2 separate regions of the Homo sapiens genome follow, and region 1 is linked to region 2. A link is an interaction called in ENCODE POLR2A ChIA-PET data of the cell type or tissue named here. Cell type or tissue: HCT116. All regions are shown on one strand.

Region 1 (2,500 bases), 2.0 Mb after region 2:
TTGTTTTGTCCTTGCTGAATCCTCAGCACCTAGCAGATGCTCCAGAAATATTAAGTGAATAAATGGATATTCTCTTCCTTCCTCCCACCTTCCCTCCCTTGGTCACAGATGGTATTAGATCAGATGTCTCTGCCCTTCCAAAGTATGAAAAAAAAAAAGAGAAAAACTTGAACTGTCAGTAAATACAAAACACAGTTAACGGGCTTCAAGACAAAGGGCATGTCCAAACCAGGGACAAATAATGTTGCCTAGGCCTCTTTACCCACACTATAACTCCTTCCTGAGTTTGAGGTGTCCAGACTCTGTTTCCTTTTTTTAAAAGTGTTCATGTGGCTTGTCCCTGCAGCATGAAGGCACCTTCTCTGCTTTCCAATATTTTGGTATTATAGACTGACTACTGGGTGTCAGACTCCATGCTCTGTGCTGGATGGTACACAGGATGTGCTTACAGCTTACCGGCAGAGACAATCACCCACCACCAGGCTCAATATACTATAACATGGCAAAGGCTAAGATGGAACTATATCCTGTGGCCGGCGGGGGGAGGTCCCAAAAAGCGGGGAGACATATAATCCCAGCTGAAAGTTCAGAGAACACTTCCCAGAGACATCTTGAAAGATAACTGAGTGAGCTGGGCCAAGACAGAGCAGGAGGGAGCTCCAGTCAGAGCTCAGCCTAAGCAAATGCAGAGTTATGAAACAGCATGACATATTCAGGGAACACAAGGAGGTTTGTATTATCAGAACGTAAGCTATAGGGCTCGGCATCTCTCATGTGCTATACGAAGGGGCTTGGACTTGTGGAATTGATCTAATTTGTTTTCAGATTGATCATCCTAATGGAGGGTGGTTTTAATCCAGGCTTATTAAAGATTTAGAAGGCCAATTAAAGGAAGACTCAGGGAGATTATTTAAAATGTTTTTGAGGGAGAGAGAATTCCCTAACGACTTAAGCTTAGATGGCACACCTGGCCCTTTCCACATGATAACAGGAGGGGACATAGACCCTTCAGAAACCTGTGTAGCCTAGAGGCCCCCTTAGAATCAGGCATATAACCTAGAGAGAGACTAGGTGGTCTGTTCCAGTCCATGGTCAACCTACAGGGTTCACTCCAGGTCTGGCCAGCCTCCTAAGACCAGAGAATCCCTTAGGAGGTAAATAATCAATTTTGAGGTTCCTTGAAATTCAAACTCACCCAAGACCCCTGTTGACATTTCAGAGCCCACTGAGTACAACCAAAGTCCTAATAATTAGGAATCAAGACTGGGCACAGTGGCTCACACCTGTAATCCCAATGCTATGCAAGGCTGAGGCCGGAAAGTCAATTGAGCCCAGGAGTTTGAGACCAGCCTGAGCAACATAGTGAGACCCCATCTCCACAAGAAATACAAAAATTAGCTGGGCATGGTGGCACATGTCTGTAGCCCCACCTGCCCCACCTACTCAGGAGGCTGAGGTAGGAGGATCATTTGAGCCCAGGAGGTCAAGGCTGCAGTGAGTCATGATTGCATCACTGCATTCCAGCCTGGGCCACTCAGCAAGACTTTGTCTCTAATTAAAAAAAATAAAATAAAACAAATAAAAATTTTAAAAATTAGGACTCAACTAACCCCCTCCCAAGGGATCCTCTAGACCAGAGGTTGCAGCCCATTGTATCTGTCATGGATGTTTTATTCCTCCCATGTAATATTAAAAACAAACTGAAACTACTTAAAATCCTTGCGAACATATAAAAATCAGATTTCACATCAAAATTTAGGTTCCGGTGGCCGGGAGCGGTGGCTCACACCTGTAATCCCAGCACTTAGGGAGGCCGAGGTGGGTGGATCACGAAGTCAGGAGATTGAGACCATCCTGGCTAACACGGTGAAACCCTGGCTCTACTAAAAATACAAAAAATTAGCTGGGCGTGGTGGTGGGCACCTGTAGTCCCAGCTACTCAGGAGGCTGAGGCAAGAGAATGGTGTGAACCATAGAGGCGGAGTTTGCAGTGAGCTGAGATTGCGCCACTGCACTCCAGCCTGGGCAACAGAGCGAGACTCCATATCAAAAAAAAAAAAAAAAAAAAAAAATTTAGATTCTGCCTTCTCTTTCTAAAATTCTGAAAATAGTGTCCTGCCCTGCTATTTGGAAATAGCAAGCTAGAGTGAAACAGCAGCTCCAGTCCCCTCCAGTCCTCCTTCCTCTCAAGGGGACATAATCTCATTTGCCAGTCCCTCATGGCCTTTACAGGTGACCTGATCTTCAGAGACTGACCCTAAACATTCTTGGATGTCTCCTCCTCAATCAAATCATAGTCCCCAATCTCCAGTCTGGGTTTTTCAGGTGACCAAACTGATCATTTCTTTCGAGATTAAGGAGTCCTACCAATAAGCTCTCCCCTGCTAACTATCCAAGGCCAGTATTTGGCTAGGCATGGAAGACACCTTGGAAAAGGAAGGCAGCATAGGCACTACCCGAAGGAGAGGACAAAGAAAAGTGTAGACTCAGGTAAGGAGAG
Region 2 (2,500 bases):
ATTATCTCTTTTTTTCAGACAGTGAGAGTTCATGTCAACACTTCCAGTTTACCTCTAGTTCTACTAATTATGTTTATCTTCTCTAAATTTGATGCACCATGCTATATATTCTTCATACCAAATCATTTGTCTGATTTACACTCTTGCCCTCACATTTTAAAGTTTGTTTACCTTTTCTCTTTTGACTTTTGGCTCTAATATTTGAATTGGCTCCAAAGTGTACATGTCTGTGTGCAGCTCCTCCATACCACTCAAGTACTGACTATTTAAAAGGAAAAAGCAATCTCAACCTCTCTCCAGAGAACCACCAGAAAGATACACAGGCTTAAGATAACTGGCATCTCAGAAGAAATCTCAGGCAATAAGTAACTATTGTAGCAACAAATACAATACAGAAAATACAAGCTTCACAGGTTTTATATAAAAATCTCCTCTAACTCTGTATTTTCACGATCACCAGAGTCATTATTTAATTTGTATCATAGGTAGTTTTAGTTTTGAACTATTATTTCCTTTGGATAAATAGGTATTCATTTATCCAAATGAATTCCAACTTTAAAATATCCAATGAAGAATATCAGAAAATGGTCTGTCTGAGCGAGTGTGACAGGCACACCAGCCTCCATCCCAGAGCAGATCCCAAGATACCCAGTCCTATCTTCAGCTTCTCCTATTGCAGTCAAGAATTTACCCCACTTGTGAGTGACCTGCTGGGTGACACATGCCCATATGAGCCAAGAAGATGGGCCCACCAGCCTTCTCTCCACAGCAGATCCCAAAGACACCAAGTCTCCACTCCAACCCCAGTTACTGCTGCTGGGAGTCATGGAACGGTCTGCTGGGAGGCATGATCAGCTGGGACACTGGGACAGTCTTCTAGACTGTCTTCTGGAGGTTCTTGGCCAGAATCCCCACACAGCCCCCATATCCTCCTTGGATCTTCCCCAGATCCATCTGGGGTGGAAATCTGTGGCAATCTTGGAGCTCTTGAGAGACTTAAGGCAAGCCTAGGCTTAGAGGGTCCCCTACTGGTGAGATGGCTGCAGTGGTCACAGACTCAAGGAACACAACAATTAGTCTGCTTAGAATCTCTGAAAGTCTCTCTGAAGTAGGACAGGTAAAACAGACTGAGAAGACTGAAGTACATACCTCATCTCTCAATGCACAGACATTGTCATACTTCCACAAGCATCAAGAACATTGAGAGAAATATGATCTCAACAAGCAGACAAAATAAGGTGCCTAACCGTAAAGTAATGGAGATGTGTGATCTCTCAAAGAATCAAAATAACTGTTTTAAGGAAGCTCAACAAACTTCAAAAATCACAGAAAATCAATGCAAAAACTTATCAAAGCAATTTAACAGAGAGATTGAAATAATTTTTGAAAGTCAAGCAGCAATCCTGCAGCTGAAAAATACAACGAATAGAACGGAAAATGCACTAGAGATCATCAAAAGCAGAATTGATCAAGTAGAAGAAAGAATCAGTGAGCTCAAAGACAGACTATTTGAAAATACACAGAAGACAAAAACAGGAAAAACTGAAAAAGAATGAGCAAAGCTTACAAGATCTATGGGACAACATCTAAAGAGTAAATATTCATGTTATTGGAATTCAAGAGAGAACTGAGAAAAAAAAAAGGTGTAGAAATCTGATTCAAACATATAATAAAATGTTCCGAATGGAGAAAGATATAAATATCAAGATACATGAAAGCCAAAAGTCACTGATCAGATTCAACCCAAAGAAGAATAACAAATTCACAAAAGCCACAGACGAAAAAAGGATCCTGAAAGCAACAAGAGAAAAGAAGCAAATAACATGTAATGGAGATCTAATATGACTGGCAGCAAACTTCTCAGCAGAAATCCTACAGTCCAGGAGGAAGTGAGATGATATATTCAGAGTACTGAAGGAAAAAAAATGCCAACCAAGAATACTGCATTCAGCAAGATTATCCTGCGAAAATGAAGGAAAGATAAAGAATTTCCCACATAAACAAAAGTTGAGGGAATTTATCACTACCAGATCTGTCCTACAAGTAATGATAAATGGAGTTCTTCAAACCAAAAGAAAAGGATATCAATGTGATTGTTATTGTACTTGTGGTGTTTAAACCACTTATATCGTTAGTAAGAAGACTAAAAGATGAAACTAATAAAATTTTAATTACAACAATTTGTTAAGAGTTAGAGTTTCTTCAAACCAAAAGAAAAGGATGCCAATGTGATTGTTATACAGATATTGTACTTTGCTGTTTAAACCACTTATATCTTTAGTAAGAAGACTAAAAGATGAAACTATTAAGAATGATAATTACAACAATTTGTTAAGGGTTAGGCAATATAAAAAATGCAAATTGTGATACCAAAATTTTAAAATCTAGGGGCAGAAAAGCGCTAATGTGTGCAGAGTTTTTTCTTGGTTTGTTTGTTTTCCTTTTTTGCAATTATAGTTAAGTTGGTATTAGTTTTAAGTATTTGTTATAACTATAGAAT

Evidence for each region. Peaks named below come from ENCODE experiments on the same cell type or tissue, not always from the same donor. Only the 100,000 strongest peaks of a DNase experiment are listed, where the experiment ranks them.
Region 1: POLR2A ChIA-PET joins it to region 2 with 5 read pairs; 1 of 35 experiments calls an interaction of 5 or more read pairs at or near these places.

The regions. Positions count from the first base shown.
Region 1 is chr11:110,472,049-110,474,548 of GRCh38, reverse strand. No RefSeq gene overlaps it. Among named protein-coding and RNA genes, the nearest start is that of FDX1, 43 kb to the right of the region's middle. In HCT116, no CTCF peak of the experiment used is centred here; a DNase peak (open chromatin) is centred at 1,481.
Region 2 is chr11:112,439,240-112,441,739 of GRCh38, reverse strand. No RefSeq gene overlaps it. Among named protein-coding and RNA genes, the nearest start is that of LINC02763, 42 kb to the left of the region's middle. In HCT116, a CTCF peak has its summit at 1,031; a DNase peak (open chromatin) is centred at 1,029; H3K27me3 peaks cover 1,113 bases.